2 separate regions of the Homo sapiens genome follow, and region 1 is linked to region 2. The links are chromatin contacts, found by Hi-C or POLR2A ChIA-PET in ENCODE. All regions are on one chromosome and are shown on one strand. Each heading gives the region's core, a stretch centred on a gene start or an enhancer-like site at or near the end of the contact. The rest is flanking DNA. Distances are from core to core; before and after follow the strand shown.

What was found. A loop is a pair of places that touch in the nucleus more often than their neighbours do. ChIA-PET counts read pairs that join two places held with the same protein, here RNA polymerase II (POLR2A). Pooled maps may share reads with other maps.
Region 1: a loop to region 2 is called in a map of gastrocnemius medialis, with 6 times the contacts of the local background. The contact joins two enhancer-like sites. A Hi-C loop is called at or near these places in 1 of 168 maps with a recorded cell type or tissue (gastrocnemius medialis) and 2 of 50 pooled maps. POLR2A ChIA-PET finds 5 or more read pairs at or near these places in 2 of 52 experiments (PC-3 and activated T-cell).

What each region holds. Positions count from the first base shown.
Region 1 is chr10:52,124,838-52,129,851 of GRCh38, forward strand. The region is part of intron 7 of PRKG1 (protein kinase cGMP-dependent 1); the gene reads left to right. Among named protein-coding and RNA genes, the nearest start is that of PRKG1-AS1, 190 kb to the right of the region's middle. Within about 2 kb of position 3,399, at least 2 of the 41 ENCODE cell types and tissues checked have a DNase peak (open chromatin) inside an H3K27ac peak, as active enhancers do; they include gastrocnemius medialis, where a contact is called at or near this core.
Region 2 is chr10:52,069,216-52,074,570 of GRCh38, forward strand. The region is part of intron 7 of PRKG1 (protein kinase cGMP-dependent 1); the gene reads left to right. Among named protein-coding and RNA genes, the nearest start is that of PRKG1-AS1, 240 kb to the right of the region's middle. Within about 2 kb of position 2,801, at least 3 of the 41 ENCODE cell types and tissues checked have a DNase peak (open chromatin) inside an H3K27ac peak, as active enhancers do; they include gastrocnemius medialis, where a contact is called at or near this core.

The DNA of each region.
Region 1 (5,014 bases), core at 2,149-4,648, 56 kb after region 2:
CAAACATTCACAGTAGTGTAGGTCTACACAGGGTTGAGATCATCAATATCACTGTCTTCCACCTCTACGTCTTGTCCCCTTGGAAGGTCTTCAGGGGCAATAACACACATGGAGCTGTTATCTTCTATAACAATGCCTTTTTCTGGAATACCTCCTGAAAGACTAGCCTGAGGCTCTTTTATATTAAGCCCTTTTCTTTTTTTTAGTAAGTAGGAGTACACTCTAAAATAACAATAAAAAGCATAATGTAGTAAATACTTAAACTAGTAACACAGTCATTTATTATCATTATCAAGTACTATGCAAGGTACATAATCATATGTGCTATACTTACATATAATTGGCAGCACAGTAGGTTTGTTTAGGGCTATGATATTACTAGATGAAAGGAGTCTTTCAGCTCCATTAGAATCATGGGACTATTGTTGCATATGTGGTCTGTTTGTTGACCAAAATGTCATTGTGTGGTGCATGACTATGCATGCTTCCTGTAACACATTTCTCCTGACTGTTTATCTTAAGGACCCAAACTCCACCGTTGGGTCTTAATTTCTAATGTCCTTACAAAAGTTGTCTGTCCTAATTGCTGAATGAGATCCTCCCTATTAGTTATCTGATTGCATGCTATTTGATCAATGTTTCCATTAGAGTAGCCCTCACTTATCTGCAGGGAATATATATCCCAAGACCTCCAGTGGATACCAGAAACAGATGATCATATGGAACCCGATTGCCCTCAATTGGAACACGTTTCTGTTTGTGTCTTCCACCCACAAATGTAATGCCTTTCCTATCTTAACTAAGCACTTAACATGCACTGTGGCCATAACTTTTGCAGTTTGAATGCAACAGCAAAACTAACACAAATGTATTTTTCCTTCTTCACAATTTCACAGATAGAAGATATGTTTTCATCATAGATCTTAGCAACCTCACCATATGACCTTTTTTTCTTTCTTATCAAGTCAATAACTTTCACCTTTCATGAAAGAAGCACTTTAAGGCTTTTCTTTGGCATATCAGAATTGCCAGCATCACTACTCTTGCACTTTGGGACAGTGATGTGACAGTTGATCTGGTAACTGAGATTGCTACTAAGTGGCTAATGGTTGGGGAGCATATACAGCATGGACACACTGGAGAAAGGTAAGATTCAAGTCCACGGTGTGAGGAAGCACGACAGAGTAAGGCTTAATTAAGCTACTTAGAATGGTGTGCAATTTAAAACGTATGACTTGTTTCTGGAATTTTCCATTTAATATTTTTGGACTGAAGTTGACTGCAGGTACCTGAAGCCTAGGGTAACTGAGTGAAACTGTGGATAATGGTGAGGGGAGGTGGTGGTGGGGCAGGGGAGGGCTACTGGGTATGTTTGTGTACTAATTTGATATCTGTCTCCACTAGACTGCAAGGTCAGGCATACAAAATATATTAACCTTTGGCAAATATTTGTTAAAATAATTGCTGGTTTATTATTATTATATTCATGGGACATATAAGTACTTCATAATAAAGGTGGATTTTCTAATTTAATAAATAAAAAGAGATAAGAAGAATAAAGGGTTTGTAAGGCTATTCACCAAGATGTTAATCTTAGTTATCTCCTGGTAGATGGTGTTACAGTACTTTTTATTTTCCCCCTTTTTTTGTAATTAATATGCAAAAATACTTCTTTTTCTTTCTTTCTTTGTAGAGTTGGGGTGTTGCTACATTGCCCAGGCTGGTCTCAGACTCTTGGGCTCAAGTGATCTTCCTGCCTCAGCCTTTCATGTAGTTGGGATTACAAGTGTGTGCCGCCAAACACAGCTCTGTAGAAATATTTCTTATGTGTAAAAATTGTTCTTATCCTTTAAAAATGCTACTGAAGGATAATGGAAGTTTTATGGATGAACTGAAATAGAAGGTTCTTAGAAGAGTCAGCTGCATGTGCACAGGCATGGACAGAATTTACAGTGGTCATATTTTGAGGAAACAGTTATCTGTCACCAGTGCAGCAGAGGGTCGTCAGTATAGTGCCTGGAAAGGTGATAGATCAGACAGTTGGAGGACCTCTAACTATACATGAAAACATTGAAACATTGACATTTTTCTTGTTTTCTTTAAAAGTTCTTGTGCAAAGAGTTGACATGACTAGATTTACATTTGAAAATGTATGGCAGAGTGAGATAAGGATTAGAAGGGGGAGAGAGTAGAGGCGAGGGGATCACTTAGGAGGCCAGATCAGTGGTGCAGGGCAGAGATAGTGGTGGCCCACAGTAGATCCATACCTGTGGGAATGTGAAGGAAGGATGAATATGAGAGATAGACAGAGATAGAACCAATATGACCAAATATACACAAGAGAGATGGGGAAGAGTTAAAAAATGAATCCAATCTTTTGAGCCTAGGTGAGTGCAATAATGCTGATGCCATTTACCATGATAGGGAACCCAAGGAAAACAGTGGTTTTGAGGTTAGGAGAAAATGAGTTAGGTTTGAATCGCAGGTTGCAATGGGACTTCCAGATAGAAGTATGTAGCAGGAGAGAGGTAAAAGTTAGAAATGAAGATTTGCAAGTCACTCATGTAAAACTAATAGTTGACGTCATAGTGTTATGTGAGTTTTCCTCAATGAGAGAAAGCAGGGCTAGCAAAAAGAAAGCCCAAAACAGAATTTTGGGAAAACACCTATCATCTATGGGCTAGGGATGAAATGTCAACAAAACAAATTGAGAAGGTGGTGTCAGAAAATAATTGGGAGATTAATTTATTATATAGAAACTTAGGGAAGGGGACTACTAGAGACAAAGTATATAAAAAGGGGTCACATGCTTCCCCATGTCAGAGGGTCCTAAAGTGATGATGATCGTGATGATGACCATGATCATGATGATTGTCACTAACATTTATTGGTTGATTACTCTGTGCAAGCATGATTAGAAGGTATATAATTATTTGCATGTATTAGCTGATTGTTCACTTAGGTTGTGGGTTTTATTACAGTGTTGGAGGCATAAATCATGGTGGAAGAGCTTCAGGACTTAGTGGAAAGTGGAATTAGTGATTGACCTGATATGACTTTTCCTTAAAGCACATTTATCTGCCAAGGGATCCAATTTTCAAAAAAGCATAGTCAGATTTACCACCAACTCTACAATTCTTGTTTATAATTAATTTATTTCATTTTTTGTGGTTCTTTGATGCTTGTCATTTCCTATCAATTTTGATTATCCTACCCCTTGTAGTAAGATTGCTTTTGATTTTGAGATGAAAAGAATTTGCTTTGTGCTGTGTGAACTAAACTTAACTGGGGACATTAAACTGCTGCACATGACAGAGAGTAAAGAGCTCTGACCCCGGGATTGCTGTAAGCTCATAAGCAACTGGAGTAGTGTCGAGTTTCCATGAAGGCTGGCACTGAGAGAGTGCTGGGACTCTGTGGACAGCAGTCATGTTGCTCCAGAGCTGAAAAGGGAGAGCCCCTACTCTGACAGCTACTTTGTATCAACTATGTTCTGCTTTGGCCTCATACATTCTGTGTTTGTTCCCCTGAGGTATCAATGAACGCTAGAGTTCTCTCATAGCCATGAGACACAAGAGAATTGGTTTAGAACCAGAAGAGCCGATGTAAATTCCCTGTATGGATTATTCAGATACTGACAGTGACGCCACTTTGGGATACAGCGATGATGAAGATTCCAGTGACGAAGTTCAAAGAATATCAGAGTCAGTGCACGGAAACCTATATTTGCAAATATTTTGGGATATTTTTCATGCTCTATTGTTTCACTGAAAGGAATTTCTAACACATCTGAAAATGTTAGAAGTGGCTTAAAAAGAGGCCACTACTAAACTGCATAGCTTTGATTGTAATTACTAATTAATCAGCAGCAATTTTGTAAAAATACCTGTTAATCTGCCAAACAGTAGCTACTTTTGCAGTAGTGCTTTTTAAAGTATTTATTAACTGCACACCGAAATCAACTAATACAGAGGCACAGAACTAGATAAGCGTGAGATTTTATTTTTAGAGACAATTTGCATGTTGGATGTGGACTGTTATGTGGCTAGATATACATTTATTTATTATAAAAAAGCAAGTCTAGTGTGCTGAATGTTCAGAGGTAATGTGTGTTTGGTAAAAGTTTTTAATTAAATAAATTGAACATTATAACCCTAGTTATAAAGTTCTCTTGTGTTCAATATTTTACCAAAATGTCTTGTATTCTTCTATTAGAAATTATTAAATACCCTGATCTGTAAAAAAGTACAAATGAAAGTAAGTTCAGTTTTTAAAAAATAATGCTTTTCTCCTCTCTTTCCTTGTCCTGCTTCTAAACCGCTCTGACGTGAAATGCCCGCTAACTTGGTAGATGTTCTGTGTGAAACCAGTATCATAACATCTACTGATAAAAATACATTTAATAACCCAGATTTATTAAGACCTTTGTATTATATGAATATGTAATATTACATCTTTAAATTCAAATGATATTTGCTTTACCATGGTCCTTGGACCCATAAAAGATATAAACATACATAGTAAATCACAGTGTTGTCAGCTTCTATCATTGACATTCTCTCTTTAGAAGTTAGAAATTTCTACTATCACTCCTAAAATGAGAGATTAATACATGTCATATACTAATGTCAAGGATTAATATATATGTTAATACTAAATCAGATAGTATTTTGTCTCTATCTCTAGCAGGCTTTGAGTGCACAAGAACAGAATTTACAGACACCCTCTTAGAGAGCTACAAGCACCTTAATAATAGAAATAAAATGACACCGTCATGGCAACATGAGTTTGCCATTGAATGAGCTTGGCGATGAATAATTCTCTATTGTTAGGCAACATTATTACAAAGCAATATAGCAGGCTAGGACATAGCTATGGATGGGAATTCTAACAATTTTAAAATGAAAATGACCCTTTCATATTAGTTTTACAATTGGAAACCCATAACTCTATTAGTGCTGGTTCTATTAACAAGTAAATATAATTTTCATAATGATGGACAGTGAATACTTAC
Region 2 (5,355 bases), core at 1,551-4,050:
ATATTTTTTTCTTTTAAAAAATTAATAAAATTTTGCTGGGCATGGTGGCTCATGCTTGTAATCCCAGCACGTTGGTAGGCTGAGGCAGGCAAACCACTTGAGGTCAGGAGTTTGAGACCAGCCTGGCCAACATGATGAAACACTGTCTCTACTAAAAATACAAAAATTATCCAGTTGCGATGGCACAAGCCTGTAATTCCAGCTACTCGGGGGGCTGAAGTAGGAGAATCACTTGAACCCAGGAGGTAGAGGTTGCAGTGAATGAGATCACACCACTCTCCTCCAGCCTGTGAGCCTGAGTGAGACTCCATCTCAAAAACAAAAAAGAAAAGATAAAACAATAAAATTATAGTACAGAAATTAAGTACTGGATATGGATTTTAATATTTTTCCATATTTGAATTTGATTATTATTTATTTATATAGAAGTAAAATGTTATGAAAACTATTCAAGCTGCTTTTGTATCCCACCCGCGTACTTCCTCTCCTTCCCAATATCACCATTCTGAAGCTTATTGTATGCATCCTCATTGCTCATGTGTCTATAAATATGTCTATAATTTATTGTGTATATATGTATTCATATTTGTATTTAAAATTTTACCCATGTGAAATATTATTCTGTTTCATTCTCGGTCAATATATTATTTTTTTCTTTTCCTTCTATTGTCATAGGCATTGCACTTATGTCATTCCTTCGTTTAGAAGTTTTACCTTCTTCTATTTTAATGATTATAACCTTTATATGTTAATATGTATATTTAACATGTAACACTAATCAATAGCTCTATTCCTCTCTTGAATAATAATATAATATTAAGTGTGTTAAACTCCAAATTAATTACTCCTACCAATCTTCTAGGTAGTTTTCTACTGGTCCCCAAATATTAATCATTATTATTACTGTATTTTTTCAGACACAACCAAAACCTAATTATTTAACATTTATCAACTCGTTTACAAATTCCTTTGCCCACTATTGCTCCTGTAACCCACCTCATTTCTTTTAGATTTATTCTTTGAAGAGATGATTGGTTTATACCTTCTGCCCTTGCCTACACATGAGTGAATTTTGGGTTAGGTGTAAATATCTAGGTCAAATTTCATTTGAAGTGTTATTACATTGTCTTCTGACATTCATGTTCTGCAGCCAGTCAAATCACCATTCCTTTGTAGGTAAACTGTCTCTCTGGTAGCTGTTTCTGTCTTTGACATTATGCATTTTTGCTATAATTAATGTAGGTACAGATATATTTATCAATAAATGAAGAATAAAACTCTGTGCATCTCCTTTTGAGAATGCAGTTTTTTTTCAATCCTAGAAAATTCTCAGCATTATTTCTGCATATATTCTTTCCCCCGCTTTCTCTTTTCTCTCATTTTGTAACTTTTAGTGGCCTAGACCTAACCTCATCATCATATGTCCTTACCTCCTTATTCACATTTGAATCTTCTTTCTCTGTGTCATTCGGTGCTACATTTTTAATAGAAGCTGGGCAGATTGTCTCAGATGGTCATGCCATTCTCTACTTCTTCCTTCAATTGTATCAAGTCTTCAGTTCAATTAATACACTGAGTAGGTTCCAATGACTATTTTATAAAAGTAATTTTAGAAGTTCTACTTGGTGCATCAAAGTGCTTAGGAGTGTGAGCTCTGAAATGAGACTTCTTGGGTTCAAACCCCAGCTCCATTGTTTATGAAATGTGTGATCTTGTTGATGTTCATCTCTGTTTCAGCTTCATGGTTTGTAAAAGTAGAATAATAGTGCTTGCCACATAGGGTCAAGGTGATTAATAGGCCAAATAATGTATATAGTATGTATGCATGTTAGAATAATGTCTGGCATATACTAAGTGTTTGATAAATGTGAGGTATTATTGCCATTATTTTATTATTTTTAAATATCTTTTTTCTTTTCCTTTATTTATTCATATTTTTAATTTTGATTCAGAAGGTACATGTGCAGGTTTGTTACATGGGTGTACTGTGTGATGCTGAGGTTTAGGCTTCTAATACTCCCATGGCCCAAGTAGGGAACATAGTACCTAAAAGGTAGATTTTCAACCCTTGCCTCCATCTCTGCCTCCCCTCTTTTCAACTCTCTAGTGTCTATTGTTCCCATGATGGTGTTCACATGAACTCAATGTTCAGCTCCCACTTATAAGTGAAAACATGTGTATTTGGCTTTCTGTTTCTGCATTAACTGGTTTAGGATAATGGCCTCCAGCTGCATCCTATGTTGCTGCAATGGACATCTTAAATATCTTTTACATTGTTTCTTATATCATCTTTTTTTGCTGTATGTCTTCAGAAATTATTTTTAGAATGTCAAATTCTTTGAAACTTTCTGTTAGTTTCACTTTTGGGGTGCACATTCTTCCATTTGTCACTTCCACCAACTTTCCTTCCGTGTGTGGTTTAGTATAGCTGAGGTGTGCTTGTCTTGGGTGGGGGTGGGGGTGGGGTTTTTTGGTGTTTTTATTTTCTACCACATACCCATTTTCAGTGGAGTTAGTGGACTGAGGGATTGATTTTCTTGTGCTCACGTTATTGAAGCATCTCTATGTACCTATTTTATATGTTTCATATTTGCCTCTGCAAAGATACGTTTTAGCTTAATATCCCTGTAACTTGAAGATAACATTGAAAGAATTCAGTTCTTCCAGTTACAAGGCTTGGGTTTCTGTTTCTCTCAGAGAAAGACTCTTGACATTTACTTGGGCTGACAGAGAGAGTTATTTATACTGCGTGTGCCTTTTGTGTCGAAATGCTCCAGGGCTCTGGCCTTATGAAGGACTCAGTCCCAGTCGCCCTCTCCCGTGGGGCCATCACCAGGCTCCTTCACCCAGCCCTTATGACTCCTGTGCGGCTCCAGCTTGTTTCTCCAGCCTTGGGACCCTTCTCTTTCCAGCACCTGAGACTCTCAGGGTTTATTGTTTTGCTTTTTTTTTTTTTTTTTTTTTTTTTTACGTTTTTCATTTTAGTGAATATTATAATTAATTTGGTTTTTAGTGAAGATTATTCTCGTGAGGATTATAGTGAATAATCTATGGAAAAAGTAACACAATGTCTGGTGGGAATTTTTATTTCTGTTGTTCTGGATTTGTGGCTGTCCAAAACAAAACAAAACAATACAAAACAAAACAAAAAGATGCTGTCCTCTCACTTTTCTGGCCTGAGTTATTCTCCTCTTCAGGATTTATAAAGAGGAGATTAAAATAATTGATGTACTAGGTGCTATAGGAAAAGCACAGAGTATCATAGTAACATTTTTTCTCCACCCCAGAACTTTTTCCTACGGGGCAAGTCAACTTAGCTGTCACACAAGTATCTCACATATCCCTTGGACAAAAGTAAACTCATTTTCTTTCCAACTCCAATCAAGTCTATTCTTTTTCAAGTGAATATTACATGTGTTTATCAAACCAGAAATTTGGACATTATCCTTGACTCTTTCTTCTCCTAAAATTTCCTCTCATAATAACGAATCCTGTTTGTTCTACCTCTTAAATAACTCTCAACTTCAACTCTCAATCTGCTTCTCACCACCCTCATGCCACTGTTCCTGTTAGTGCCACCATGATCTGTCTAAATTATAGGACAGCCACCTAATTGGTCTCCCTGTGTCCAGTCTTCCGCACTTTTTATCCATTCCCCTCTTTGTGATGATGACAAAGTATTTGTATTAAGTTTCTTAGTGTGGCCATAATAAATTACACAAACTGGGTGGCTAAAACAATAGCAATTTATTCTTTCACAGGTCTGTAGGCTAGACATCCAAAGTCAAAGTGTCACCAGGCCACACTCCCTTTGGAAGCTCTAGGGAGGAATCTGTTCCATGCCTCACTCCTAGCTTTTGGTGGTTCCCAGCAGTCCTTGGCATTTTTTGTCTTGGAGCTACATCACTTTAGTTTCTGTCACTGTCTTCACATGGCTGTTTTCCCTCTGCGTGTGCCTCTGTATCAAAATCTTTCTTTATGAGAACACCAGTCATTGAATGGAGGGCCCACCCTGATCCAGTATGGCAGCACCTTAACTTGATCATATCTGGAAGACCTTATTTTCAAATATAATTACATTCACAGGTTTGAGGGCTAGGGCTTCGACATATCTTTTGGGAGGGCACAAATCAACTCACTACATTCTCTAAAGCAAATCGCGTCATGCCACTTTTCTCCTCAAAGGCTTGCTCTGGCACTCCCTGTTGTGAGAGCTGCTCCCATATCATTGCCGCAGTCTCATGATCAGCTACATCCTGCTTCATTATCTATGCTGTAATCATACTGAGATCTGTTAGGTCCTCATCATCCCCATGATTTATTTCACTTTTAGGTATTCATTTGTAGTAACATTTTGTAATTCATCTGTTCTGGCATGAAAGAGTGGCTGAACTTACAACAATCTCCAAATGAGATATTAGAACCTGGAAGTCCAGCACAGCACAGGACCCAAATACATAGGCATGTAGAAGCTGACCTGTTGCTCTGAAGATGCCTGGACCCATTATATGGACCTTAATTAAAAGATACCTGTGATATAATGGCCCATTGGACTTTGATGTCAAGGAACTCATTACAGGATTAATGGAAACTGTATCCTGATTTTAGAGAAAACATAATGCATAAAAAAATTATACACACATGCAACCTCCCCTTCATATCTCAAATTATTGATATTTGTATGGGAGCGCCTTAGCATTTGGACTAGACTACTTCCACAATAATCAAGATTATTTAATAAACAAAATTTGAATCCTTCCTCTGAACTTCTCTGAACACCTTCACCTGAAACATACAGTTAGTTGTACAAAAAAATTATTGTTGCTGTTGTTTGAATTTACTTAATAATCTTGCTAATGTTTTAGTGTGTACCTTAGACTCAAGTATGCCTAAATTCTTGATTTAGCTCATTATAATAGGTACAAATTATCAGTAACTGACCAGTAACTAATGTTAATAAAATACATTAGTTTTAAGTAAGTTGGGAAATTGGTTTTTTAGAAAGCTTCTGTGAAATGCAAGGAGATTTTTGAAAGAGGACTTTTCTTCTAGAGGAAAGCTAAGGGCCCGCTTACATGAATGACTGTTTATAGAAAAGGGATCAGCTTTTTATAGAAGATTGGAGAAACATCAGGGTGTCTTAGTACTTTTCCATAAAATGGTTTATTTATCTCTACTGTCTAAAATGTAAGGTCATTTTCCGTGGTGGAAATTGAGCTACTTATAAAAACAATTCAGTCTCTCATTGTTACTCTACAACATGTCATTCAGACAAATAATTCCCTTCAGGTGCCACAAGATAAGAAAAAATAATGTAAATTTGAAAATCGCTTCAAAAATGGACATAAAAATGTT